Regions from separate parts of the Homo sapiens genome. Here region 1 is linked to region 2. A link is a loop called in an ENCODE intact Hi-C map of the cell type or tissue named here. Cell type or tissue: dorsolateral prefrontal cortex. All regions are shown on one strand. Each heading gives the region's core, and the rest is flanking DNA. Links, peaks and the distances in the headings are about the cores only.

Region 1 (15,100 bases), core at 3,762-11,761, 160 kb before region 2:
GCCTGCATCAGCCAGCCGCTGTCTGCCTTCCTGGTGGGCTCGCTGGTGCTGCACGTGAAAGGCCCCATGAAGACAAGGAAGGGTAAGAGGATCAGCAAGTCCGCATGGCCTCACTGGCTGGTGAAACAAAGCTGGGACAGTGGCCCAATCCCCCCAGTAGGTGATGTGCTTGGGAGACACTCCCCCAGATTAAGAAAAGCTGGATTCATGAGGTCCCCTTCTCAGAACTGGAGTTTTAGGCCTTAACCTAAACTGGAAAGGGCAGCCTAGGGCTTTGGAGAAGGCTCTTGTCTCACATACACTTTTCTAAAACAGTAGTGTTCTGCCTTAAGAAAACCAAATACATTGAAAATTCAAACTTACAAAATAAATAAGAGGGACAGGGGAGGAAGAGAAAACTCACTTCATAAAGAATTTTTTACTTTAAAATAATTGGCCTGGAAATGTTCCACATAAGAAACAAAAGAGACATGTCAACTAAATTCAATATCTGATCTTAGACTAGATCTTATGCTATCGAAAGCATTATTAGGACAATTGACAAAATTGAAATATGAATGGTAGAACAGATTAAAATATTACACTTATGATAAATTTACTGAAGTGGATAACTATACTGTTGCTAACTGTACTGTGGTTCTATAAAAGAATATTCTTATTCTTAGAAAATATGAAAGTATTTAAGAATGAAGGGCCATGATGTATGTAACTGCTGTGGTCTGAATGTTTGTGTCCCTCCAAAACCCATATGTTAAAACCCTATCAATGTGATGGTTTTAGCAAGTGGGGCCCTTGGGAGGTGGTTAGGTCATGAGAGTGGAGCCCTCATAAATGGGATTAGTGCCCTTATAAAAGAGGCCTCAGAGATATCCCTCACCCTTTCCACCATGTGAGATCACAGCTGGAAGGCACCATCTGTGAATCAAAAAGTGGGCCCTCACCAGACACTGAATCTTCTGGCACCTTGTTTTTGGACTTCCCAGTCTCCAGAACTGTGAGCAATGAATTTCTGTTGTTTATAAGCCACGCAGTTTATGATATTTTGTTGTAGTAGCCTGAATAGACCAAGACAGCAACTTACCCTCAAACTGTATTTTAAAAATTATATATTGGTGTATGTGTATATAGATAGAGACAGAGAGAAGGTGCATGAATGATAATGCAAAGGAGTAAAATGTAAAATGTGAAAAACAGGTGAAAATGAATAAAGGGTGGTTGGCTATTCTTTGCAATATGATCATTCTTGCAACATTTCTATAAGTTTGAAAGTTTTTCCAAATAAATTTTTCTAATTGGCTTCATTTTCATTTTTTAATTTAATTTAATTTAATTTTTTGAGACAGAGGCTTGCTCTGTTGCCCAAGCTGGAGGGCAGTGGTGCAAACATGGCTCACTGCAGCCTTGACCTCCTGGGGTGAAGTGATCCTCCCACCTAAACCTCTCAAGTAGCTGGGACTACAGGCACACACCACCATATCTGTCTAATTTTTGTGTTTTTTGTAGAAACAGTTCTCACCATGTTGCCCAGGCTGGTCTTGAACTTCTGAGCTCAAGCAATCCTCCTACCTTGGCCTCCCAAAGTGCTAGGATTACAGGCATGAGCCACCACACCCAGCCCAGTTTTGTTTTAAATAGTCGACCTTCCCTGTGTGTCCAAGCATCATTTAATTCTGCAAAATTCAATTTACACTCAACTTTTTGGGGACAACTCTGATACATGAAACTCAGGTACATCTGGGATTGTATTCCTTACATCTTTCATTTATAGCAAATACACTCTACACCAGGGCTGTCCAATAGAAGTTTCTGTGATGATCAAATGACAGATAGCTTTACTGTCCAATATGGTAGCCAGTAGCCATATGTGGCTATCGAGCATTTGAAGTGAGGCTAGTCCTAATGGAGATGTGCTGTAAGTGCAAAATACACACCACATTTCAAAGGTTTCTTGTGAAAAAAATATATGGAAAGCATTTTGGGCATATTGGGTTAAATGTGTTAATAAAATTAATTTCACCTTTTTCTTTTTACTTGTTAATGTGGCTACTAGAAAAATTTAAATTACTTACATGGCTCACAGTTATGGCTCATTTTATATTTCTATTGGTCTAGAAAGTCACGGAAGACAGGCTGGTTCTGACTTGGCCTCTCCTGGCCCAACTGTTCTAGCACAGTGAATACCCTTGGGGAATAATGGATGATTTTAGGGTATCCGAAGAGCTGAATACTTCAGAGCCTGAGAATAGGCAAGGGAAAGAGTTGGCAGAGAAGTGTCCTAAATAGAGGCAGCATTTTGTAGAGAAGATGTTTTGTTCAAAGCCTACAGGCAAGAGAAGGCCTGGTGGGTTTGAGACACAAACTGGAGCTTGGAGTGGGAGGAGAGTGGCAAGAGCTTGGGTTGGAGATGTAGAACTTGTAATCCCCACTGAGAAGCTTGCATTTTTTCCTAAGCCCAATGGGAAAGCATCAAAGTATTTTAGGCTGGGAAGTGCCCTGATCCAAACTGAGTTTGTGAAAAAAAATCATTCTGGTAATTTCCTTAAGTCTGGCTGTGTGGTTGAGATTCCAGATTTCTCCCACTGTAGAACATTATCAGGGTGATCACTCGAGTCTCTTTTCCTTCCAGCCAAAAGACCATGATCAACAGCTCTCAACCAGAGGAGAGAACAGGGCCTCACAGAGGACAGTCCCAGTGTGGCCAACTGTATTTTCCAAAAATGCCCATATTATGGTCCAGTGTGTTCTTCCAGCCCCTTGTATTTCCCATTAAGAGGTGGAGTCTATATCTCATGAGTGCTCCCACCAATGGTGCTCAGCAGAAATGATGGTATGGGACTTCCAAGGCTAGGTCATAAAAAGGATGCAGCTTCTACCTGGCTCCCTCTGAAGACACTCATCCTTGGAACCCAGTCTCCACGCTGTGAGGAAGCCCAGACTACACAGAGAGGCCACAGCCAGCTAAGGTCTCAGCAGACAGCCAGCCTCAGCTGCCAGACACATGAGCATACAAGCTTTGTATTAATCATCATTCCAGCCCCCAGTCTTTGAATCTTTCAACTGAGACTCCAGACATCATGAAGCAGGGACAAACCGTTTCCACAGTGCTCTGTCCAGATTTCTGACCCACGGCATCTGTGAGCATTTAATAGATTGTTGTTTTAGGCCACTACATTTAAAGGTTATTTGTTTTGCAGCCCTAGTACTTGGAGCATCCACAGTATGGCCGTAAACATCCAAGCTTTATCGAAAGAGGGCAGCAGCTGCAATGCATGCTGGGGTACTGGGGTGAGGCCTAACCAATAGCCATTTGCCACAAGCCACTAGCCCTTAGCACACCGTGGGGCAGGGCACACACCAGCTGGTATCCACTGTGAGCCTAGTATTAAGCAGCTGGTAGATTGTTCTCCATTGGGTTTTCTAGAATTATCAGTGGCTTGGGCAACTTTGTAGAAGAAAGAGTCAAATAAAATGCCAAGCAGATTTAAAAGCAAAAAGTTTGACATTAAATAGGTGTTAAAATATGTGTCATCTCTCTTGCCTTTTAGCTCTAGAGAACCCCAATCATGACAATAATTAATATAATGGCTTGATTTATTGCTACTCTTCCTCAGGATCATATTTATTTCATTATTTTAAAATGTTTGAATTACCCAGGCAGGCTGGCTAAGGTAAAAGATTATAGAGAATGTTCTGCCAGAAAAAAAAAAAAGAAAGACAAAACATAATTTATAAAATTAGTAACATAAGGGAAAAGCAACTGTCCGTGTACTTGAAAAATAAGCTGGCTCTAGGCAATCTTGAAGGTAAAGTCAATTTTTTAAAAAACATAGAAGAAACCAAAGCCTGAATTACCTAAGTGGTCCAATGGAGTGTTTTTATGAACTGGTTGCTGGTGTCTCCTGACCCAGCCTGTGTTTCCTACAATGCCTGACGATGCCCCAAGGAAGAAGCAGTGATGTTGGCCTTCTTAGCTTGGGTCATGTTGTGGGTAGGGGAAAGTGACAGGGCCCTCCTTCCATGTGCAGTCATCCACAAGCACACACTCTGTTATCACCTGCAAGGAAAAAACGCACCCCTCTTGCCTGGACAAAATGCCCTCATGCCAGCCTACTACAGTGAGTCACTGGGTTGGGGTGGGGACAGAGAGAGCACAGACGAATGTGTCCCTCCCAGAGAAGGGAAAATCCAGAAAGACAGGATGGAAAAATCCTGAAGGGGTCAACCTTTTGAGTGGGAGGGGGAGAGAAAATGCTGGGAACTCTCATGTGGATAGCATCATGCCCTTTAATCCTTACAACAAGCGTATGAAGGAGATGCTTGTAATCCCCATATTACAGCCAAGAAAACAGAAGCTGTAGGTTTAATTTCACAAGACCACAAAATCAAAAATTATAAAACAATAATTATCAGATATTAATAACTACTATTTTTTGAGCCCTTCCTATGATCAGAGGAAGGATTCCTAACAACTTAACTTCCATTACATGGATATCATTATACACAATGTACAGATAAGAAGAGGCTAAGAGAGATAATTGGCCCAAAGTGATATGGTTTGATTATGGTGTCCCCACCCAAATCTCATCTTGAATTGAAGTTCCCATAATCCCCACATGTCATGGGAGGGACCTGGTGGGAGGTAATTGAATCATGGGGACAGTTACCTTCATGCTGTTCTCATGACAGTGAGTGATTCTCATGAGATCTGATGGTTTTATAAGAGGCTTTTCCCCCTTTCACTCGGCATTTCTCCTTGCTGCTGCCATGTGAAGAAGGATGTGTTTGCTTCCCCTTCTGTCTTAATTGTAAGTTTCCTGAGGCCTCCCCAGCCTTGCTGAACTGTGAGTCAGTTAAACCTCTTTCCTTTATAAATTACCCAGTCTCTGCTATGTCTTTAATAGCAGCATGAGAATGGACTAATACACATAGTTATAAGACTTACCCTGCCATCCCTCATCACCTCCCCGACCAAAATATCCCTAAGACTTTGTTCAGCCCAGAGAAACGGCAGGGCTGCACCAAGAATGGGAACAAGGCAGCAGGGTGGGTGAGCCAGAGGATAGGGTAGGGTGAAGCACCTGGAAAGGGAGGACAGTACTAATGGATACAGTGCAGAGAGTGTGTCCCCTGAGACAGACTCAGACAGAAAACAAGCTGCAGCAGCGTCTCTGTGGATGGTGGGCCCAGGGATTCACAGCCTAATGAACTAGATCATGAAATCTCATTTGCGTGTTTGATAGCTCCTGCCATGCGCTCGGGTTCACTTAGGACGAAAAGAAAAGGGGGGGCACTGGGAAAGGGCTCGTTTTCCGTGCTTTCAAAGAGTGGGAAGATTGATGGGGAGAGAGGTCCCAGGGGGCCTCCCAGGGAGGCAGACGTGGCCCAGTAAGCTCAGAGAGCTGGGAGGCCTGAGTCGTCACCAACAGCTGAATGGATGTCCTACACAAGCCCTGGCCAGCACGGCCGCCTGCATGGAGCAAGCCTTGCTGTTGACAATTCATAATTTAACTTACAAAGAAAGAAGCTATGCACATCCTCCTACCATCTCCCAGCAGGATGCTGTAGGAGGGTAGCCATGAGACCCCACAGAGCACCGCTTCTCAAACTATTGGTGATGAAGGACTAGTTGTTTCTTATTTTTTTGTTTTCCCAATCTGTCATGGACAAATCTTTGATAAAATACAACAAAAATAAATCACTGGAGAAAAAAATGAAAAGTAAAAAGTCCAAAGTTTTAGTATTTGGATTCAACAGATGTAAAATTACTCTGTCATATTGTTATAGAAGTTTCAGAATGCTTATTCTCAGTCTCGGTGCTATCTCGTCATTTATGGGTGACAAATTGTTCTTGAACCTGCCCTGGTCTGTAGACCACTCTTTAAATAGTGCTGTTGCAGAGGACTTCAGAACAGCTTGGCAGAGCCTCCTGCCCCCAGTTAGTTATCCAGCCTGAGGGTTTGGAGGTGGGGATGAGACATGCCTAAAGAGAAGATCTCTGGGCAATGGATTTGGCAGGACAAGAATCCATGGCAACCTTTAGTTGAAACCAAAATTCTACAAATGTTGGTGCTTGTTACACTTTCATTCATGACAACTCCCTGAGGGACCCATATTGCATTTGGTCTTCCTTAAACGGGGAAACCAAGGCTCAGGGCCGTTCTGGGACTTATTCAAGTTCACAAGGAGCTTCCAAAGCCCAGGTCTTCCTCCTCATTTCCAGTACCCTCTTCAACCAACTTCCTCGTTCTGATGGGAGGATGCCATTATCTACACAGGAGCCCCCTGAGGGAGATGTTCTCTTCTGCAAGGGCCCCTCTTCCTTGTGGTTGCTGACAGCTTCTGTGGGCATTGCTCAGATTCCTCCTAACACTCTTATCTGCCTTCCTCATTCCCTCTTTCATGAGGAATGGGATCCCAGTCCCTCCCAAAGGAAGGAGCTGAGCAAGATGCTAAATCACAAAACCTCTTCTTCTTGGCCACAGGAACCAGGAGATCCACCTCAGACATTTCCTCTCGCCCACTGTTGAATTGTACCTTCTGGAATTGAGAAGACATCCGGAACCATGGAGGTCTGGACCCTCTGAGCCCTTACTCCTGAACCCCTCTGTCTGAGCCTGTTTTCCTTATCACACTCAGAAGGGAAGGGGCTGTCCAACCCTGTTTCTCATCTAAGCCATCCACAAGCTCACGCTTGTAGACAGACCACCATCTCCCGGCCTGGCAGCTGTCAGCAACAGAAAAACCTGCTTTAGCCAGTTCCATCTTCGCCAGCAGATGTCACTACAGCCTGACCTCAGGTTACCCAAAATGAGTTCCTAATTTGGGTCATGAAGCTCTAGGAGGACCACGGACAAACACGCACCCAGAAGAGAATCCTTTTGCCCTTTTTCTTTTCTTCTATGGGGCAAACTTACTGACTGCCAGTAAGATGTTTTTTATACTTCTGTTTCACCATCTGTAAAATGGACATTTCCACCATGTTCCCTATCTTCCCTACAGGGATGCTGTGGGATTCTGGAATGCCTATGATGTTCCAGAACTAATTGGTTCCCCTCCTCACAGGACCTCAGTTATTTCCTCAAACAGAGGATAAAATTAGAGCACCTTTATGATAATTGACTTGCCTCGCATTTGCCTTAACAGATACCTGGAACCATCTCCACCTACTTCCGTTTCCATAGTAACAGAAGGGTCAAAAAAAAACTAACAAAATAAGACACCTAAGAGGCATAAACAAAATATGTGATGGTGTGGGAGGCTGTAAAGTTTTTATTGCCACCTGTTTGGGAAGACCTGCATAATTCAGTCGTGCTCCTGGCATTTGTGAGCAAAGCAATCACCCCAAAGTTGTGGCAATAAAGCCTTTATAGCCCCCCATGCTGGCACGCCCGCTTTCTAGGTACAAAGCCCCAGTTTGATAAACTTCCGCTTCTCACATTTGCATAATGGAAATGGACTAGATTTTAAACCCAGGCTGTTGGGAGGCATAACTCGCAGCTCTCCTGGAAGTGAATCACGAGCTTTCCTGGGTGGAGGTAGCTGGAAGAGGCACCGAACCCCACCGATAAGACCACAGGGCAGGGCAGGGGCACCAGAAAAGACCCTCCCCGCTCTCTTGGATGTAAGGCCGGGCCAGGTTTTGGTTGAAGGTCACATTGCTCCTGGGTCAGAGAACTATAACATCAAAGCGCCTTTATGGTAAGCACACTGGCAGAAAGAGCCTGTCTAGGGCAACTTTGGGGCAGAAAGGGTGGTTATAACCCAAGTATGTACGTGATGTTCTTTCCCTTCCGACCCTCCACCCCCATGCTGCTCTCTGGCACCCTCACATTTTCTGGTACCCCCTCCTCCAACCTGCCATCCATTGCCCACTATTCCCACAATTTTTTTGCAAAGTGTGCACATTGCGGATGGGGGGAAGGGGTAGCAGTGGCTGCGCTTGGTGCCTCCCCCTCTCGGGAGATTACTGCAGCCCTGCCGGCGCTCAGTGGTAAAAGTTTGAACGTGTCTGCAGAGCTTAATCAAATGCTAATTCCGTGTGGTGAAAGAATTTGCTGGAATCTGCAAGGGAGCTCCTGGCAGCAAGAAAATGCGTTGATTCACTCCCAAATCTGCTTTGCCCAAGCCGGGTGCGATTTAGACTGTAAAGCTGCATTAAATCACAAAGTGCTGTGTGGATCACACAGCCATCCTTTGTGTCGTTAATGAAGGGAAAAACAGGGCTTTATTCTGAAGCTTTGTGTATAATCAGATGCCATGTTGTAAAGCTCTGGAAAACACACCAGAAATCATAATTGGGAGGAAATAAAAGGGTTAGTCCAAAACAGCATATGATTTAAATAAGAAGGAAAAAGAAACTGCCCCCAAGATTTGTGCGTTTCAAGAATCAACTTTTAATTCATTCGCAGGGAGATTACAGAAGGGGAGGAGCAGCCTTTAAAATAGTATGAAAAGCTAGTTTAGATGTAAATGAGAGATAATGGGCTTTCACCAGAAAATAAGCAATGGGGCCAAGTTTGTGCCCAGGGCTGGGGGATGGGGGTGACATCTTGGCCTGCAGGGCTCCGGAGCCCTCTAGATCCAGGTGCCGCAGACAGCGTGGGGTTTGCGGCCTGTTAGGAGCAACGGGAGGATTTGGGGCACAGGGTCTGGTAACCAGCATTCGGAGGAAGAAAAAATGGTGTTGCCTGCCCGTGTTGGTTCCCAAGGGTCCTGGGGCTTGGCGGAGTTGGGGCTGGGGGAGGTCTTGATTGTTGCTTTAACACAGAAAATCTCCTTGGTGTGAACATTTTGAGGTCGGTAAGGAAAGGGGTTGGGGCTTTTAGGCTTGTCTTACAGCTGGAGTTAAGGAGCGCTGCGCGGAGCCCTCCCCAGCCCTAATTCACTAATGATTTGCTTATTAGTTCAGATCAGGGAGCCAGCTTCTGGAGAGATGTGAATTGGCATTGATTTAATCCTCTTCCCAGCACGCGTTCCCGGCCCTGGGTGAGGCTGGGAAGGGAGAGGGGGGCTGCCAGCCCTTTCAAGAGCAAGTTGCTGCTTCTCCTGTCTGGCTTTGTCTGCTTTCCTTACCATCTGCTCTCAGGCAGAGAGGAGCCATGGATGGAGGGGGCGAGCCCCAGAGTCCAAGCCCAGGCTCTAGATCTGGTTGACCCTAGTAATGCTGAGCTCAGTGGCCTCCTGGCAGGTACAGCATATAGATGAGATGCTGTGAAGGTCCCTCAGCTCTGGCATCTATCATTAGAGGGACTGGAGCCTCTGGAACATCTTAGTGGGGAGGAATTCTGCCCATAATGTATTTGGTGTCCTGTGAGCCAGGTGCTGTTTCATGTATGATGTCACCTGCCTCTCCGGTAGATACCATGATTATTCACACTTTACAAGGGAGGAAGCCGAGCCTCAGAAAGGTTAAGTAACCTGTCTAAGGTCACACGGGTAAAACATTGGAACCCAAGCTGTATAACTCAAATCTTTGATCTTCACCACACATTATGTGGTTTAATCTGAGCTGCTTCTGCTTGAACATACCTTCTTGTTTGATTATCTCTTTATAAACTGCCATTGAGAACATTTTTCTCCATCCTTCTTCTAGCTAGATGATTTAATAATGGCCAGGGACTTAGTATTCTAGAGCATACTGCCCATGGTTCATCTTAGTGACTAAGTACCCTTTTCTGAGCAAAACAAGAAGTACAACCCAATGTTTGTTTTTTCCAACCTGATTGGCCCAATTCTAGTCCCAGCTCCGCAGCTTTGCTTGGGTGGTTCTCATGATCTACACTCCCCATCCTTCCCTTCTCCACCTATCTAAAGCCTACCAATACCCCCAAGACTTAATTTAATCCATTAGCACCCACTCTCACCTCTCCCACAGAGAGTTCTCTTTTCTAGACCACCATTGGGCACTTAACACACCTTCCTGCGCCTATCTTTCCATATGTATCTGTGCTTTTCTCCTTTGTCAGCCTGAGCTTTTAAGAATGGAAACTGAGTCTTCCACTTCCCTACATTTCTAATTCTACAGTGTCTTGAACATAGTGCTCCCTCAGAAAATACTTGCCTGTTAGCTGATTAATAAAACTTGGGACTTGACTTACGGTTTCTTTGGAAATCTCTGGTGCATATCTTTTCAATCCCTGTAAGCCTGGCTACTCCTCAACAGAGATCCATTACAGATCTCACTCAGTTTCTGAATGCTATTAAGGGTCCAAATAAAGTTTGAGTTTCCAAGAAATCCCTGTAGTTGGCTTGTCCTCAAGTCAGTTCCAAAAGAATCCAACCAACATTTATTAAACTCCTACTGTGTGCCCAGGCACTGTGCTAGGCACGGAGGATATCAAAATTAATAAGATGTATAGGGTTTGCCTTTTCATCTGGAGTATGATTATATCCTGAACCAGACAGCCATTGCATGGGGCTCCCCCAGGAATGGTAAGCTTTGTAAGAATTGGGATAATGCCCAGTTTTGTTCACTATTCTATCTCTAGCACATTACACAGTAGAAGGCATGCTCAGTAAATGTATGTGGAATATGATTATGCAGAGAACTTTGCCATGTTAACTCACAGAATCTTTACCCCAACACAGTGAAATTCGTATATTGATTTCCATTTCATTGACGAAAAAACAGATGCAGTGACTTTATATAAGTTTCTGGAGGTCATATGGTAGGGGAGAGGCGTGGACAGACCCATGTCTGTCTGGCTCCAAACTCATTTATCACATCCCTCACCCAGGACACCCAGGACTCCCTCCTGAGTCGGTAGAAGATGGGGCAGAAAGGTATGAACCAATTCTGGCAAAAGTGTAAGTTACCATCGTCCCCTCAACACCCAATTCATAGACTAGCTTAAAAGAAATTGCTCAAAATGAGCCCACCTAGTCCTTGGTTTCTAAATACCATTTCCCATCAAAAGGAGGCAGCTTCCTTGGAGAAACAGATTAAAAGAGGCTGAAGAGACATGACGACTAAATGCAATATTGATCCTAGATTGGACTGTGGATCAGAAAAAGAACGTGCTACAAAGTACAGTATAGGAACTACTGACAAAATTTGACTATGGCCTATACATTAGATATTTTTCTATCGGTATAAATTCCTTGAATATAAAAATGGCCTTATGGTTATGTGGGAGAATGTCCATCTTCTTAGGCGAAATATATAGAGGTGAAGTGTCATGATGCCTGTACATTACTTTCAAATGGTTCAGGAAAAAGATAGACAGCCACATGTGTAAATATGGCACAATAATAATTCATGAATCAAGGCATGGGGCATATGGATGCTTGTATTATTTTTTCTACTGTCTGAAGGTTTAAAACTTTTCAAAATAAAAATTGAAAGAGGAGATAATTATGCAGAAATGGCCCTGAAAATGTTACCCACATCCACCAGAAAGGTCTGGAATGGAGACTGGGGGTCACAGTAAGTAGATAGCTGCTGAGAAAATGGGTACATTAGCTGATGTCCATTCTTACAAGAACACTCTCAAGAAGCTTTTGTGGAAACAGACCGTTTTTTATAGGGTTTTTAAATGCGAAAGCAAATTAACTACTACGTGCCATTAAATACAGAGCTATACCTGTGAAAACCCTTGAGTGGTAACCCAGGAGGAGGCAGAAGCAGGTTTGAGGTATCCCACCTCCACTTCAGAGACTAAAACCTGGGCCACTTATTACCTAAGGTAACACCTAAATGTCAAAAGGCAAGGACGGAGCCAGAGAGCAAAGCTTGCCTGTGAATACAAATGGGAACAGGCTTTCAAAATAAAGCTGAGGTTCAGGTTCCAATACTCCAAATGCCAATCAAAAGACTCATTTATTTTTTAAATATGTGGGTGAGAGTTGAGAATTACATCTGAAAGGCCACTATCCTGGAATAAGCATAGAATCATCCTGTAGATTTCTGAATATGCTTGTCTGCCTCAGCTTTGGCTTAGTGAGTTGGGCTGTGTGTGTGTGTGTGTGTGTGTGTGTGTGTGTGTGTGTGTGTGTGTGTTTTAGAATAACATGAGGAGGAGGCATTGCTAATTGAAGTTTTCATAAACGAGCATCTATTTGTGATTTTTTTTTTCCAAAATAAAAATTCGGGTGAAAGAAAAAAGAAATGCTCAGACCTGGCCCTGAAAATATCTATCAAAAGTGGATCTAGGGAGTGGAGATAGAATATTTGTAATTAAACCCTTGAGTGGTAATTACAAGGTGGTTGGGCGCGCTGGCTCACTACTGTAATCCCAGCACTTTGGGAGGCCAAGGCGGGTGGATCATGAGGTCAGGAGATGGAGACCATCCTGGCCAACATGGTGAAACCCTGTCTCTACTAAAAATACAAAAACTTAGCTGGGCCTGGTGGCGCGTGCCTGGAATCCCAGCTACTCAGGAGGCTGAGGCATGAGAATCACTTGAACCCAGGAGGTGGAGGTTGCATTGAGTCGAGATCGTGCCACTGCACTCCAGCCTGGCGATAGAGGGAAAGTCCGTCTCAAAAAGAACAACAAAAAAAAGAGGTTGGGGGGATGAATTTTAGGTCTAAAATTTTGCCATAAGTGGAACAATCATTGATGACAGTGATGAACTTTTATGTCAACACTTTGAGGAAGGGGTCAAACCCAGAAGGCTTTCTGGAGACAGCCTCCCTGCTAATAAAAGTTAGGATGCTTTGGTTTAAGAAGTCTCTGATTTCTGTTAGTGAAGTTCTGGTGATGCCTTTAGTAGCTAGTGGCAGAATTTCCTCCTAACACCCGGCAGTTGAGGGGTGGTCTCTAACTAGGGCAGCTTACAAAGCAGATGACCTTGTTCTCAAGTGGGTAAGTTCAGCTCACTGCCAAGGAAAACTCTCACTGTCACCATGATCACCCTGCTATACCAAACAGCCACTCTGAAAGCCAGTTATGGGTAGAAGTCCTGCTCAGGGCTCAGGAGAGCAAAGCCTCTCTCCTTCCTGGCTGGGCGCCATTTTGTTTCTCCCGGGGAGAAACTCAGAACAAAGGCAAGAACAGAGCTGAAGAGAACCAGGGGCAGACCCTGCCAACAGAAGATAGTTTCATTAAAAAAAAAAATAGGGACAGCCTTGTTCTTTGCTGTAGGCCATGGTTATTGCTGTTTGGGTTTTGCTTTTGCTTGTGGTAAGTAGATTATTGCAGAGAACAGAATAATTCAACCTTCTGCTCTGCCTTTGAAAAGTTCTTATAGAGAAGTGTCCCCAGGCTGAAATAAAAAATGAGTCCCAGCAGGCCGGGCGCGCGGTGGCTCACGCCTGTAAGCCCAGCACTTTGGGAGGCCGAGGCGGGCGGATCACCTAAAGTTGGGAGTTCGAGACCAGCCTGACCATCATGGAGAAACCCCGTCTCTACTAAACATACAAAATTAGCTGGGCGTGATGGCACATGCCTGTATTCCCAGCTACTTGGGAAGGGTGAAGCAGGAGAATCACTTGAACCCGGGAGGCAGAGGTTGTGGTGAGCCGAGATCACGCCATTGCACTCCAGCCTGGGCAACAAGAGCGCAACTCCATCTCGGGGGGGAAAAAGGGTCCCAGCCCTGAATGACATTGAGTCTTTGGAATGTATTTAGATTGCCTTTTTGGTAAGTTCCTTTCTCTAATTTTGTAAAAGTGCCATGTGCATTCAAAAAGAATATGTAATCTGTTGGTTGAATGTCAGATTCTATTCATATCCGCTAGTTAAAGTTTATTAATTGTGTGGTGCAAATCTTCAATAGCTTTATTTTTTGTCTCCTTTATTCATCAGTTTCAGAGGCAGGAATCTTAACATCTCCACCTACACTTCCTGGTTTATCTATTTTATTCTCTAGTTCTGTCCATTGTTGTTTTAAATACTTGAGGTTGTGTTGATAATTGTATAGAATGTAAATTCTAATGAAGATAAGTATTTCTGTCTGTTTTGGTCTCTGCTATCTCCTTCAAACCTAGAGCAATGCCTAGAATATTATAGGCATTCAATATATTTTACTGGCCGGGTGCAGTGGCTCACGCCTGTAATCCCAGCGCTTTGGAGGCTGAGGCAGGCAAATCCCTTGAGCTCAAAAGTTGGAGACCAGCCTGGACAACATGGCAAAACCCCATCTCTACAAAAAATACAACAAAAAGAAATTAGCTGGGTGTGGTGGTGCACACCTGTAGTCCCAGCTCCTCAGGAGGCTGAGGTGGGAGAATGGCTTGAGCCCAGGAGGCATAGGTTGCAGTGAGCTGAGATGGCGCCACCGCACTCCAACCTGGGTGACAGAGTGAGTCTCTGTCTCAAATATATCTACATGAATAAATGTGCTTTCATAATTGTTATATATTCTAGAACTATTATTCCTTTTCTCCGTATGTATGATTCCCCTTTGTCCTTTATGATATCTGTAGTTTTTAATGCTGTTTTGTCTGATATTAAAATTGCTGCCCCAGCTTTATTTAATTTATATTTCCTGATATATCTTTTTCCATTCATTTAATTTCAGCTATTCTGTATTCCTTAGTTTTAAGAATACAAAATAGATCAAGGACATGGTGGTTCATGCCTGTAATCCCAGCAATTTTGAGAGGCCTAGGTAGGAGGATTCCTTGAGCCCAGGAGTTTGAGATCAGTATAGACAATGTAGCGAGACCCCATCTCTACAAAAAAATATTAGCCAGATGTGGTGGTGTGTGCCTGTAGACACAGCTACTTGGGAAGCTGAGGTGGGAGGATAACTTGAGCCTGGGAAGTACAGTGAGGCTTTGAGGGTACAGTGAGCCGTGATTGCACCATTGCACTCCAGCCTGCCCAACAGAGCAAAAAATAATAATAATATAAAATAGCTGAAAGTAGACAATAGCAGTCTGGGTCCTGATAGGTGAGTTTGGCTCACTTATATTTGTTGTAACTACCATTAGGAATTCATTTTGCCATCTTATTTCCCATTTTCTACTAACTGTAATTTCTTTTTGTTTTCTTTTTTTCAGACTATTGACAATATCAAATGTCTCTCTGCTAGTTTATAAGCTACAAATTCTAAGTTTATTCTTCTGGTGATTACCTATACCGTCAATCAATTTGTTAAACTTATCAATACCTATACTGTGGCAGCTCGTATTTTCCAAAGATGGTCCCAGCAA
Region 2 (15,100 bases), core at 2,491-10,490:
CTTTCACCTTGGCCTGGGTCCTTCTTGACTGAATAAGACACATTTCCGCCATCTAATAAGGAAACTTGGAAATGAGGAAGGAGGCCCGCAGGGGATATCTGGGATGCCCTGTCCATGTAAGTCTTTCTCCCCAGTGTTCGTCGGCTTTCCTGATTGCCTAATCCAGACAGGCTCTGGCAGGGACCCCTGAAGGCGAACCACATTGAGCTGGGTGAGAGATTCCCCCTGTGAAACTCAAGACATATCGAGTTCAAGAACAGGGCTCAAAAGCTTGTGGGGCTAAGGCAGGTCATGGCCACAGGGTCTCTCTACCAGATCCCCCTCCCCCATCTCTGTGCGCCCCACCACTCCTGCACCCATCCACATACAACTAAGCCTTGCATTTACTTGCAAGTTTCTTGAGACATGGCTGAAAAAAAAAAAAAAAAAAGCTGTTTTTGCCAATGACACTGATCTTCCCTGATTCATAATGGAGTCAGACCTTCGAATTCCTCCTGGGGACAGAAGGAGAAGTGACTAACAGGAAGCCCTTGGGATTGTGAGACTTACCCTTGAGAATGGAAGAGCACAGTGGAGAAAAAAATGAACACATGTAACAAAATCAGCGGCAAGTGCAAGGCTGGGCAGTGCTATTGAAGCTCAGTAGCAATTCAGGGAAGGGAACTACCAGGGCAGGCTGACTTGCGGCAGACAGGGTGTTCTTGGGGGTGGTGCAAGGTGGGGAAGTGCTGAGGCTAAAGGTAAGTCTTTTTTTTTTTTAAGAGTCAGGGTCTCATTCTATTAATATCACCCAGGCTGGACTGCAGTGGCACGATCATAGCTCACTGCAGCCTCAAACTCCTGGGCTCAAGAAATCCTTCTGCCACAGCCTCCCTAGTAGCTGGGACTACAGGCACATAGTACCATGCCCAGCTAATTTTTAAAATTTCTTGTAGAGACTGGGTCTCACCATGTTATCTACCCAGGCTGGTCTCCTGGCCTCAAGCAATCTTCCCGCCTTAGCCTCCCAAGTCCCTGGGATTACAGCCATGAGCCACCGTGCCTGGCTAAAGCTAAGTCTTACAGATTTCCATAGGAAAGGACCAGGCAGGGGGTGGCAGGGCTAAAGCACAGAAGTGGGAATGGCCCTGGCATATGCAGGCAGAGAGAACAATCCACAGAAAAACAGGTTTTGCTTATATTTCATTTAGAGGATTTTCTAATACAGATTCAAGTCATTCAACATTTACTGGTACCTACTATGAGGTACCTGCTATGGGCCAGGCACCATTTTGGGACCTACAGGGGATCTGGGGCTAGTCCAGCAGGACGAAGGACCAGAACAAACAAAGTGACATGTCTGCGTTTGGGTTCCTCAGTAGCCGACCCTGAGATAAGGGTCTAAGTACAAGTAGTATATCTGGAAGGAGGCAGGGAAGGGAAGGTAGCCAATGAGCAGGTTACTGCTGTGGGCAACTGGGGCACAGTCCCACTGGGGATCTGAGAGCTGGCACAGAACAATTACTTGGGAATATTCCATCCATGGAGTGAGGGAGCTGGGGTATTTATCCACCAGCTCCCATCAGTCATTGGTTGAGGGCTGCTCCCAGGGAGCATTAACCCCCTGGCACCTTCTGCTTGACAGAGAAGGCTCAAGTGGTCAGAAACAGGCTCCAGGCACAGGGATACAGGTGCTGGCAGCTGTGTGCACAGAAATGGTAAGCACAAGGTGACATGGGTGAGGCATCAATAGTGTCTACTGCACATGTGACTGAAAGGGGACAAAGAGGATATGGACCTGTGGCCTCCATAAAGACACCAGGACAAAGTTTCCAAAACACTCATCGGAAGATCCTTGGGGTTCAAAATGCTGAGAGCCGGGGCTGGGGAAGTAGTACATCATTTCAAATAAAAGGAACATTGTGAACAAAGACAGCTGAGCAAGGATCATGTCTGGGAGCTGAAAAGTGTGATTTGGCTAAAGTATAGTGACAAGGAAGGTCAGAGGTAGGGACCTGAGCCACACTGTGGAGAACTCGAATGCCAGGCAACAGCTTTAATCTTCATTCCACAGGCAATGAGGAGCCATTGAAGGTGGTTGAGCAGGAGTGGCATGGAGAAGTGTTGTAGGAACACTAATCTAGCCAAAAAGCAAGAGGATAACTTGGAGGTAGGGAGACTAGGTTAAAAAAAAAAATTCCCCAAATGAATGTTAGCCACAGTGGAGATTATTTCGGAAGGGAGAGAAATGAAGGGGGCTCCCTGCAGCTCTGGCCCCAAGAGAAAGGCCCCTGAAAAGAATTGCGTGGGAGCTGCTAAAAGGGGGACCAGCTCCTCGCCTGCATGGCCTGATTGTTCCTTCTGGCAAAGATGTGGGCCCACTCATTTCTCTCCTATTTTCTTTCCTCCAAAAATGCTTTTGGCCTCTGGTTTCCGAAAGCTTTGCTCAGTGAGTTTAAACAGCATCTCACAGCATGGCCGAGCAATAACAAATGGCGCCTGGTGGCTCGCCTGCTGGTGGCTTAAAAAACAATTGATGACTTTTAATCAGCTGAATGAGCATGGGACAAATGACAGCATGGCCTGAATGCAGCCCAGACGTCATCGGCTGACATCAGTGGGGAGGAGGGAGGTGCCCTTCTGGTGAGCTTGGGAACAAACAGGAGCAGAGGCTGGCGCTTGAGGCTCCAGGAGGCAGCTCTGCTCTCACCCCAAAGCGGTTGCCTTCTTCTCTCCCTTCTGGGGAGACCAGGTGAGCCAAGGGCTGGGGCACTGGAAGACCGGGGTTCAGGGTCTCCAGATGTCACTTGGTAACTGTAGGCATCAGTTCCCCTCCAGACCTCAGTTTCCCCCTCTGATAAATGGAGGAGATGAAGGCAAGTTTGTGTCTTCTGTTAAGCCGCCCCATATGTGGGATAGCTTTAGACTGAATCTCTAAAGGACTCAAGTGAAGGTCTGTTTATATATCCTGCTCCTATCAAAACTATCAAAACCATCAACACTCCCCACTGCACGGCCACTTTCCCCCACCTCCCCCTACCCACACACCAAATGGATACTCACCAAGCATTCCTTTTTTTTTTTTTTTTTTTTTTTGAGACGGACTCTTGCTCTGTTGCCCAGGCTGGAGTGCAGCAGCGTGATCTCACTGCAACCTCCGCCTCCCGGGTTCAAGCTATTCTCCTGCCTTGTAATCCTAGCTGGGATTACAGGTGCGTGCCACCACACCCAGCTAATTTTTGTATTTTTCATAGAGATGGGGTTTTGCCATGTTGGCCAGGTTGGTCTCCAACTCCTAAGCTCAAGTGATCCACCTGCCTCAGCCCCCCAAAGTCCTGGGATTACAGGTGTGAGCCACTGCACCCGGCCTCACCAAGCATCTCTGATAAAGGAGTGCAAATTTGAGCAAAGGAAGCAAAAATGGCAGGAATGAAAATAAAGGTATTTGTTGAGTGCTTACTACATGCCTGGCCCCGTGCTATGTGTTTATAGGCATTATCTCATTATCCCCATCTCACATGAGGTGAGGTGGGGAGGAAACAGGCTCGGAAGGGTAAAGGAATCTGCCCATAGTTCTACCACCAGTAAGTGAGGGACACGAACACATGCCTACCTGCTTCCAAAGCGCTTGCCCTTCCTCACTTTTCCAGCCCAAACTGGGACACAGGAGCAACTTAAGAAAGTAGGCTGGGGGAAAACTTGACCTGATGCAGGAACATATAAATTATATTAAGAAATGCCACAGGTCACACCTCAGTCACAATCACAGGAACGCAAGACCTTTATGCCATGAATCTTCCCTGACCACCAAAATTTAGGAATTAAGAATCTGCTTCTTAGGATTTTTTTTTTTAATCCTGTGCTTGGTCCACAGGAATGGACACTCCCTCCTGGCCAGCTTGCCCACCCTCCAGGCCACAGTTTGCACACTGTTTGTCTCCCCGAGAAGAGCTACCCCTCCCTCCCTGGCTTATGCTGGGCTTTGTGCGAGATGGACCCTGAGATGGTGACTGGTGTATAGGATCCTGATTGGAGGCTGCTGTCAGGAACAATGCCTGTGAGGGAGAAAGGGCTGCAGGATGGGGCAGAGGGAGAAGCTGAACTACAGTGCAGTTGCAACAGAGGCCTCAGTCAACTCCAAGGCAAGTTCTGGGGCTGGGATGGCCCTTCAGAGATGTCCTAAATTGAGGCAAAGGGGTAAGTCCTTGCATAGTCTCCCCCGCCTATAAACCAGTCATTGAATGAGTTGCCCTCCCGGAAGGTGGCAGGGCGCTCCCTTGGACAAGGCAGCTCAGCCAGCTCCTATCAGCTAAGGACAATTCCAAGTGGGCAGCGGTCCCCACCCAAACCTTTGAAGGGGGTAGTTATATGGTGTGCTCCTGAATCCACCATCCCATCCAACAAAACTCCTGCTCATCCTTCAGTTGGCAGCTCAAGCTTGACCCATTCTTTCTGAACTCCTAGCCACTCCCTGAGCCCCTAGACTCGCCACTATTTCCATCCGCAATGATGGCCCTGCTTCAGAAATGTCAGATAACTCCTTACCCTCCATCTCTAGACAGTGAGAAATGGAGATCACCTTTACCACCTGTTCCTGGCACAAAGAAGCCTCCCCTAGGTGCTGAGTAGATGGATGTTGCATGGGAGGTGCCAGCAGGCCCACGGGAATGTTCCAGCTTCCACAATTTCCTCTCTATCAGTGACTCAAAGTGTCTACGTTGTTTCTGCCGATGACATACAAGCACAGAGAAAGCTTGCTCCCACAGCCAACCTGGCAACCTCTCTTGGGCTCAGGCCAAGAAAGTCCTGTCCTTGTTCCCTTCCCTGTCCAGTGTTCTGCTGTAAGTCCACTTCCTAGCTAAGAGGGCCAAGCACATTTAGAAGCCTCCGTGCCAGGGAAAGCCCAATGCCATTGCCAACTGCACTACATCGCCGTTCTTCTGAAGGAAATTACTATTGATCCCACAGCTCTCCTCCCCATGCTGTTTGCCGGGGACAGCCAAGGATTCCCGTGCCAGCTGGGCTCCCACACGGCTCGACTGTTCCTGCACCAGATGGCCAGACCAACACCCTCTGGCTGCCGCACGCTCCCTGGGAGACGAGGCTCTGACGTCTATCAGCCTGGCTTTTTGTGCACAGGGACGCCGGGGTCAGGGATTACAGGGCCAATCACATTACACTAAAAATCTCTGCACAGCGTAAAGATTTCCAAATCCCAGTGGTTATCAGTGTAACCAACAAGGCAGGGAAACTGTTTCTATAGCCTTAACTTTCACTGCTCTTTTCACAAATATCAGTTGAATGCCTCCGTGGTCTGAGGGATGCAATGGTAAACAAGACAGTCCCTACCCTCAAGCTAGTTATAGTCTACTGGGGTATAGGTTAGGTAACCATATCATTTATTGTTCAAACTAGGACACTTTTGAGAAAGTAAAAGGGGTGTTTTTATCGTTAAACCAGGGTAGTAGGCATAAATAAGGAGGTGTTCCAGGCAAACCAGGATGTTTGGGCACCCCAGATAGAGACACAGCATGACCAAAATGGGGGGGAGTTCAGGTCATGGGGGCATAGTACTGTTAGGTGGCGCCACAAGATGGCGCAATTGAAATACTCGTAGCTTTTCTTTGTTTTTGTTTTCTCTCTTGAAAACTAATTTTTCTTTCCATTGCCACAGAGCCAGTAGAACCCTTCCATGGTGTGCTGGAGCCAAAGGGTACTGGTTTGTGAGATCAGATCATCAAATTTTCAGGAATTTTTGCCAATTGGTTACTAAGCATAGCCATTAATAAAAATTAAAAGAAGTAAAATAAAAAATAGAATTATAATTAAAATAATTAAAATTTAAAATGGAGTAAGTCATATTAAAAACAAAGGTAATAAATACTGAAAACTCACACCTTCCTGACTGCTTTGCTACAGTTTACTATTATTTACTCTCATGAGGTTATTTACCCTTTCATGACTGTGTGGTAGAAATACTATGTAAAAGGCAGGGCATGGTGGCTCACACCTGTAATCACAGCACTTTGGAAAGCTGAGGCAGGTGGATCACGAGGTCAGGAGTTCGAGACCAGCCTGGCCAACATAATGAAACCCCCTCTCTACTAAAAATACAAAAATTAGCCAGGTGTGGTGGCGGGCACCTGTAGTCCCAGCTACTCTGGAGGCTGAGGCAGGCGAATCGCTTGAACCCGGGAGGCGGAGGTTGTAGTGAGCTGAGACCACACCATTGCACTCCAGCCTGGGTGAGAGGGTGAGACTCTGTGTCAAAAAAAAAAAGAAAAAAGAAAGAAATACTATGTAATGCTGTGTCCGTGTCTTTTCAACTCCATGGTCAGCACCATCACGTGGGCAGCTTGAGACTGGCTGTGGTGGGAGTATTTGCATCATGGAAATCAGCAGATACTACAAGTCAGGGCTTGGGGGGCAGGGAGCCAGTTGTTAAACATTTACTAGCACATCACCAGAATCATCATTTAAGTTCAATAATTTATGTGGCTGATTTCATGTACTCTGGGCAGTTCTATCACATTCCCCAAAATTATAATGTCCGCTCTCACCCAAAACAACACAGAAAGTTGGGGGAGGAAGGGGTTATGTTCTTCCCATAACCTAATCTGAACACTGAGGAAGGAGGAGCCCACACAGTTTAGTGCTAAGTGCCACAGTGCAGATAGGTGAATCAGGGAGTCCACCGCCAGGGTCTAGACTGCTGTGGAAAGCTTACCCCCAGGGACAGATGCCTAACATTTGCATATTCAAATTGACCAGTGGGGAACTCAGGATATCTTGTCTGTGATTGGTGGGATGACTTAGGGACTGCCCATGGGTACCACTTGTGCTGTGAGTCAGGGCCCCAGTAGCAATGGATGGCAGACTCAGCAAGAGGGTTAACTGACAAGAGTTTGTAAAGGGACTATTTACAGAGTTGTGGGCAGATTACAGAAACCACAAGGGATAGGGAAGTACCCTGGGACTAGCAACAATGGGAAGCTGCCACCACTCCCTGGACTGAGGGAGCCAGGAGTGGGGGCTGTTAGCAGAACCTGGAAAGAGCTGTAGGTGAGGGCTGCTATGGGACGAGGAACGCAGCCACCACCAAAAGGGCAGCCCAGCTGTGGAAATAAATACCCAACCTCTGACTCCTCCTACCTGCCTCCCATTGGCCAAGCCAACCAGAAGCCAGTGGTCAAGGCAGCCCAAGGGATCCAGTCCCCAAGGATCAAGGATCAGCCTCCTGGGCACAGAAAGTGGATGGGGTGAGGGGAGGGCAAATAGATCTGCCCGGCCAATATGGTGCTGCCCCTACCAGTCTGCTGGCTTGAAGAGGATGTGCCAGAGACCACTCACCTGCATGGCTGGCCCAGTAGAACAAACCACAGGCTGGCTGTGGGCCTAGAGGCAGGCAGGCCAGCCGGAGCCTGGCAGAGATATACCAGAGTCAAAGGAGGGCCATCCAAGACCGTCCAGTTGACCTAAACGTGATGTGGAGAGGGATGTGTCTTAGCTACACCTATGTCCAGAATTAAGCCTCTGCACAGGTGTGGATTTTACCTCGAGGCTAATAAAGCTTAAAGTTCAGGGCCTTGACTCGCACAGTCCCCTTCCAAGGCCCTGGTAGGGTCCTAGCAGTTATCATTTGTACCTCTGCACTGTTTTTCTTCAAGAAGGCCCCAAAATTCACGTAACTTTTAGGCCCCCAAACTTGGATCTGACCCTGCAGCTGCATTAAGAAGAGATTGGGCTGCTATTCTGGTTTCTCCTTCCAGGGGGTAAGTTTATCCGCAGGGTACAGGAGGGCAGAAGGGACTGTACCTCCCCACAAGAGGGGTTTTGCCTCCGCTCTGCTTCTCTTGGAGGAGCATTTCCCAAGCTCCTCCTCCTCACCTCGTTCTGGGAGAGGGTTAATAGACGTGGGGGTAGGAGGCCTCTTGGGGCCAAATACTTCTGGAAAGATTGGCGGCCTCTCCACTGCCCCCCACCCACCAACCTCCGGAAGATTCACAATGTACATTAGCATAGTAAAGGCTCCAGATAAAGAAAACGTTTGGCTTTGTTTACTGTGGGGGTTGCCCATACTTCCTGGAGCTTAAGCTGAAAGCGAAAGGATGAGTAGGAGTCAGATAGTTGTAGGAGTCAGATAGTTTTAGGAGTCAGAGGGTTTTAGGCTTGAGGGTACAGCCCCAGCAAAAGCCTCGCAAAGCCCGGAGAACTGGAAGAAATTGCTGCTGGAAGGCAGAGTTTGAGGTGGTGGAGCCGGGAGGGATGGACTAGAGGAGCCCCCCAAGCAGGCCTTTCATCCTGAGGACACCGGGCGACAACGCGCTCAGAGCTCTGAATCAGAGCTTCCCTGAATCACAGGCAGAGCTCCCAGCTCTCTGAAGGCTTGGCATGCTGCTGTTTGCATCCTTCCATCTGTTAGCGATGTTTCAGGCTGGGCAGGCATTGTCCTCATAGAGTTTCTCCCCCATTGTCTCTGCCTCTGCTCACCCCAAAGCTGGCAGAACCACAGCGCCCAGTGGCCTCTGGCTGCAGAGGGCATGAGGACTTCAGGCTGGTTTCCCAGAAACAGGAGGGTTTGTAGATAACCCTGATACCCTATGACCAAAGGCACCGTTCCCAAAACCCCTGCCCATGGAGCTATAGCCTAGTGCTGCCAAGTAAAGTTTGGTTCTGGAAAAAACAATTAGCCTACAGGGGTAGCACTAGCTGTTTCTGAAGTTCTACAGCCCAGGCCACCACTGGGTGCTGGCCTCAGTCCCATGAACCTTCAGCCCTGCCAATGAGAAGAATTCACAGATTTATTGTCTTCTAGAAAGGTTGGGGGACACATTCCTCCATGCCACTCTCTGCTAGTTGAGGGCCTGTCCTTTTTCCCCAGGGAATAGTATCTCCCTGGCCAGAGAGCGAGCGGACCAGGCTTTGCTTTCCAGCCTCACATAACCACCCTCCCGATGCCAAATATGACACATTCTTCAAGCTAATGACCTCTGCCCCCACCTTAAAAATAACAGCCCTCCACTTCATCCATCTTTGGGCTGATGACTGCTTTTTCTCGAGCAGGCACGGACTCTAGCAGTTCCTTTGTTTTCCAGTGATGCTTTTTATCCTCCATCTGATTTCATGTCATCTGTGTCTGTGACTGAGCAGGGCTCCCCCGTCTCCTGGCTCGCCCCGCCCATGCACCTTTGGACGTGAGTCTGGAGAGCCTCTGATTCCATGTACAGATTTGCAGGGCTGGCATTTGCCTCTCACATTGGTGCTCAGAGTGGCCGTGTGAAAAGAGGGCGGTCTGGCCGTGGGACTGACTTCCCAGAGCAACAGGGCAAGCTGGTGAGTAAGAACCAGCCTTTTTGCTGGCAAGGGACCTGGGCAGAGATGGGCCCTAATATACCCAGGAGCAACTTGAAGAATAAATACAAGTCATGAGCAGCATTACTGCCAGAGTGTGACAGCTGGCCACCTAGCCCTAGATGGGTACAGGGGAGTGTGTAGAGCCTGGAACCTTCTGGAATGGGGTAAAGGAGTAGCTGAGGGCTCCTAGCTCCACCCTTGGCTCTTTACATGCTCCTGAACACACAAGGGTCCCGCCTAAAATACCGGAGGGCATGGGAGTCTACGTGTTAGTCCCTGTGGCAATTTGAGTCCTCCAGGTAGAGGACACCAAGAGAGAGTAAGTGTGAGAGATGTATTGGGGGAGATTTTTAAGAAGGATAAAGGGGGGGGGGGGACTTCAGACCGGGAGGCAGCTCTGACCCCTGCAGAAGGAGAGGGGAAGGAAGGAGGGGTGGGTAGGGAGAGCCTCAGCCGGCAGCGCAGCTCTGAGAAAGCCTCAGCCAGGCCGATGGGGAGCCCCAGAGCACAGACTGCCCATCAGAAACTTCCTGTGTCAGGCAGTAATGACCCAGCTCTAGTCCCCCTGCTATGCTCTGTCATCGGGCGGGAACAGCCTGGGGAGGGTGGCCTCAGCAAGAATGCTGCAGCAGATCCCGAAGGTGCCACAGCCAGAGGCTAGCAAACCATGACACTTCTTCCAGAAACTTTTCCGCTGAAGGGAGGTCTGGGCAGTGCCCTTGCATGGCTGCCACTGTCCTTTTGTGTGGGGGTAAGGGGGTATCAGTGAGGGGAACTCTGAACCCTGGTCTCATGACCTCAGTCAAGCTTTTCTCTGTTGTAGCTTCTTAGTGTGTGGATGAGGGGAATGAACTATACCACATCAGTCCCCATCTCTATGGGGATGCTTGACACCCTGGATTCTGGTTATTTCAGTCTTTGAGCTCCTAGAAGGTAGACATGGAATCAAAAAAGATACCGAAGGGCCTCCACCACCAGAGACAGACACATTGCAGTTGGAAAGGGTCCAGAGTCCTTTTCCACTTGCAAGTACAGAAGGGATGTGGGCCTGGCCCAAGACCACTGAGCTATCCAGTCATTGATTCCATTATTCCACAAAGATGTGGTAGCCACCTACTCCGTGCAGATGGCTACTGTGTGCCCAAGGGGGCCATGGGTCTCCTGAGGACCAGACGGGCTTCAGCAGGAAGACCTTGCTGCCCATCTCTCCCACCCAGCCTTGGTGATTCTCAAAACCGAGGGGCAATATTCCAGATCAACCCCACTTGGTCCTGAGGAAGAGAGAAATGGTCAGGGGCGGAGGGTGGGGGAGGTCTCAGGACAAATAATATAATCCCAGTGACTCCCCCGACACTTCCCCTGCACTATCACCTCACAAATACGTGCATTCACACGTGCACACACGCACAACCACACAGCCATCTTTGGCATCATTAATAATTTATCTTTGAAGAAGCCTGTACAGTTTACAAATATTAAAGCATTATCTCACTATTTTAATCACAACGACTGCTTTGGGGTATTCTCGTTCTTTCTGATAATGAAGCTAGGCTCCGAGATCAAACTTCAACAAGGTCAAAGGGATGGCAGGTGGTTCTTAACCTTTGGGACTGTCTCAGATCCCTTTAAGAACTCTCCCCTCGGAAAAATGCATCTACCCAGAATTTTGCCCACTCTTTCAGGGGTTTGCAGTCCCTACTTCAAGCCCTTGCAGGGCTCCGCCTCCCCACCCCAGTCCCGGTGCGGCTGAGTTGGACCCGGCGGCCGCAGGATAAAATCCAGAGAGGAGTCCGTGTGACGGCGCAGCAGGATTAAGAAATCTCCCAGACCAGGATGGGCACAGAAATGGTTAAGGGGGTGGAGGGTTTTGTTTTTCACCTCTGAGGACTCTGTTATGGGTCATTAAGAACACAAGACCGAACGAGCATTCCATTTGCTGGGCCTGCCTCTAGCGCACAGCTCTGCTTCCCGACAAGATAAGTTCTGTGCAGGAAGGAAATCCTGGGCCCAGGGAGGCAGATGGGAAATCACCCCAGATAAGGCGGCTGCTCCGAGTGCTGGAGTCACACAGGGCCTTTCTGCTGCAAGAATGGCACTGCCGAGAGTCTGCGTTTCTTGCCAGCTGAGGAGGAGGAGGCTCTTCGGAGGCGTCTCCTAACACATTGCTGTTCTAGGCAGCTCTGCAAGGGGAACCCCCCAACGGGGGTGCAGCACCGTGCCTCCAAGTGAAGGAGAGGCCCTCGGGTTCCCGGAGTCTGGAGAGGTGGCCTCCAGCGGTGCCCCGGCCGCCTCCGGCTAGGCCCGCACACAGTTTACCCCCACCCAGGCCTCCTGGCACCCCCGCCCCGCATCCACCACCCAGGTGGTACCTGTGCCCGCGCAGGTGAGGAAAAAGGCCTGTGGAAAACATCATTACTGATAAATAACAGTTCCTTTCAGGTTTAATGACACGTTGCATCCATCCTAAATCTCTCAAAAAAAAAAAAAAAGAAGAAGAAAAGAAAAAAAAGAAAGAAAAAGAAAAAAGCCCTCTCGAGGGACTGCGCCTCGCGCCTGTAAATAGGAACGACAGGCCGGGGCGCGCGCCGAGGCGGGCGCACGGCTTGGAGCGGGCGTATAAATTAACCGGGGGCCGCAGAGTGAATACATTGCACGCGGTATTTATTATGCGGCCGGACCTCCGAGGGGTTCTCCGGCTCCCGGACGTGGCAAATCTTGTCCGGAGCGCCGCTGGCCGCGCTGCCAAGGGCTAGGACGAGAGGACCCGTGGCGGGGGGCGGGGGGCTTCTCCTCCAGTCCTCGGGAGCCCCGGGGCAGCCCGCTTACAGCGGCGGCAGCGGGGAGGGTTTAGGCGAGGAGAGACGCGGCCCCGGGCGCCGCTCGGGCTAGGGGCCGGGCGGGGAGGGCGGGGCGGTGGGAGCGGGCGGCGCGCCCGGCCCCTTAGCATTCCGCCGGCGCGCCCGCCATCGCCGCGTGCGCCCCCGCGCCCCGCTGTAATTACCCCGATTACCAAATGAATCTCGCGCTTTTGTGCTCGCCGGGCGGTGGGTGCGGGGAGGCAGTTCTAATAGTTGTCATTAGGGCCGGGGGAGGCGGGGCGCCGGGGGCTGAGGGTGGGAGCGCGGGGGTGGGGGAGGCCCGCCATTCCCTCGCTGGCTCGCTTGTTCGCTGGCGGTCCCAGGCGGCGCGCAGGCCGCTGCTGGCTGCTGAGTAATGATTTTTTTTCTAATTGGAGGCGAACAGCGGCCCTAATGGATGGAGCCGCTCTCGGCGCGTTCGCTGCGCCCGCCCTTCGATCAATACGGCTCGCTGAGACCGCCGGGCCGCGCTCCCCGGCCCTTTGTGGTCAGAGATGCCTCGGGGGCCCCAATCCCCGCCACCACCACCGGCCCCCCATGCTGCCTCAGCCTCGCCCGGGGAGTTCCCAGCCCCGCCACTCCGAGACACCACCCCTCCTCCGGCCTACCCCCACCCCGGACACTCCAACCCCAGGCTCCTTCCCGCACCCCCGCGCCCGAGTTCCCCTCTCGGAACACTCTTACTCCAGCTCCCCCAACACTGCCCCCGCGTGTCCCCGCCGTCCCGAGCCCTCCATCCCTTCTTGTCCTCACACTATGCCCAGTAGCCTGGTCCCCGTGGCCTCTCAGACAGGGTGGGTTAGCAGGGAGGTGTACGGGAGGGCAGACCCGGGATTGCCACCCTCACCCCTTTTCCGTGACCGCGTTTCTGCCAAGCGCCCCAGGCCGGGAGGAGAGCCGGGCACAGGCGACAGCCTCCGAGAGTTTACGCCGGCTGGTCCGGGAAGGGTTCGCTGAGTCCAATTAAATCCCCACGTTCTTTCCTTCTTGAGCCCACTCCATCTCGGACTGGCTCCAACTGGGACCCTCCGGCTTTCTGAAGGTACAGAAACTTGCGAGCACAGACACACTCCCTGGGGGCACCAGTTTCCAAGAAGCCCTCTGGAATGTTTAGCTCAGAAACCGGACAGCATGCACAAGTCCTCCTAGGTCAGGGGTCAAATGTGCCCTCTGTTTTGCAGGCCCTTCGTGCACTGCTTCTAACTAGCTGGTGACCTTGGGCAACGACTCAGTGCCTGAGGGACTCTTTTTCTTACACCTTACAGAAGTTTATCCAGCTCTACAAGCTAGGCGGCTGGGATACAACATTAAAAGGAATGGTCAAACCTTCCCACTCCTTCCTGCAGTTTAGAGACTTTCCTCCTTCCACCCTGCGGAGAGCGGCTCCTGGGAGGCCCAAGCTGCTCCACCTACCCTCCTTCCTTCATCTGCTTACTTTCTGTTGCTGGCTGTGATTCCTGCATAACATTTAGCATCACCTAACATAATAAACACTTGCTTGGTTTTTTTGTTTGTTTTTTGAGACGGAGTTTTGCTCTTGTCGCTCAGGCTGCAGTGCAATGGCGCGATTTCAGCTCACTGCAACCTCCTTCTCCCAGATTCAAGCAATTCTCCTGCCTTGGCTGGGATTACAGGAGCGCCCCCCCACCGCCCCACCACCACCACGCCAGGCTAATTTTTGTATTTGTAGTAGAGATAGGGTTTCTCCATGTTGTCCAGGCTGGTCTCAAACTCCTGACCTCAGGTGATCCACCCACCTTGGCCTCCCAAAGTGCTGAGATTACAGGCGTGAGCCACCGCACCCAGCCAACACTTGCTTGTTTGTTTATTGTGATTCTTCCCCCACTACTATGTCATCTCCACAAGGACTGGGATTTTTATCCATTTTGTATCCTCAGCACCTAAAACAGAGCTTGGAACATAATAGGTATTCAGTAAATATTAGCTGCATGAACAAATTGAAACAATTTGAACCTGGTGAAACCTCTTCCTCTCCTGTCCTGAGAAAGGATAAGACTTTGGCTTTTCACTTCTTGGACTCTGTGGCATATTGTGTTTTCCAAATAATGGCCACAGCAATGTTTCTGGTCCCACATGCTATTCCAGCACCGTGCCTCTACCCCCTTCAAGAGAAGTCTCTTTCCCCTCCACTTGAACCTGGGTGGGTCTTTGTGACTGTCTCCACGAATAGAATGTAGCCACATACATCCTAGTCTAAGTCATAAATGATTACATGGCTTCCTTCTCTCTTTTTCTCTTGGGACTGTCACCCTTGCAACCCATCCACCATGTTGTAAGGGAGCCCAGACCACATGAAGAGGTCAAGTGTAGGTGTTCCAGCCAATAGCCCTAGCTAATGTCCTAGCCACCACCTAGCACCAGCCACCAGATAGGTGAAAGAGCAAGCCTTCAAATGATTCCAATCCCGGCCTTTGAGCCACCCCACTTGATGCCAAGTTGCATCACCATTCAAGCTACCCAGCTGACACTGAGTGAAGCACAAATTATCCCTGCTGAGTACAGCCAAGTAGCAGATTCATGAACAAACTAAATGTTGATATAAGTCACTAAGTTTTGGGGTAGTTTGCTACCCAATAGATAGCTGAATCCCCCATTCCACTGACTTCTCTCCAGTCCTCTATTACCTAGGCACACCACAAACCTCCTTGTCACAGTACACAGAGTGAACTCTCTTCTGAGGCCCTAAGCTCTGTGCTCCATCCCTGCAGCCACCTGTTTGAGGATCCTCAGCTCCCCTGTCCCAGTAGCACAGCCTGGATAAACATCAGCCCACTATAAATCCAACAGGCCCTCCTGCCCTCCTCTAGGCTTGCTCCCAGGAGGCCCAGCCCAGCAGGAGGAAATCACTCAGCCTTGCTAAGCAGTAGCACCACCACCAGCCCTGTGAA

The links. A loop is a pair of places that touch in the nucleus more often than their neighbours do. Peaks named below come from ENCODE experiments on the same cell type or tissue, not always from the same donor. Only the 100,000 strongest peaks of a DNase experiment are listed, where the experiment ranks them.
Region 1: a loop joins it to region 2, with 4 times the contacts of the local background. A loop is called at or near these places in 8 of 110 quality-filtered maps.

What each region holds. Positions count from the first base shown.
Region 1 is chrX:39,645,764-39,660,863 of GRCh38, forward strand. No RefSeq gene overlaps it. Among named protein-coding and RNA genes, the nearest start is that of MIR3937, 7.9 kb to the right of the region's middle. RefSeq lists enhancers at 7,208-7,769, 7,770-8,329. In dorsolateral prefrontal cortex, for the core only: CTCF peaks have their summits at 6,795 (motif pointing right) and 7,991; DNase peaks (open chromatin) are centred at 6,765 and 8,048; H3K4me3 peaks cover 1,170 bases; H3K27ac peaks cover 1,982 bases; H3K27me3 peaks cover 7,437 bases.
Region 2 is chrX:39,809,021-39,824,120 of GRCh38, forward strand. No RefSeq gene overlaps it. Among named protein-coding and RNA genes, the nearest start is that of MIR1587, 21 kb to the right of the region's middle. RefSeq lists enhancers at 5,636-5,695, 7,661-8,576, 8,577-9,494. In dorsolateral prefrontal cortex, for the core only: a CTCF peak has its summit at 5,606 (motif pointing right); DNase peaks (open chromatin) are centred at 2,581, 4,991 and 8,390; H3K27ac peaks cover 1,976 bases; H3K27me3 peaks cover 8,000 bases.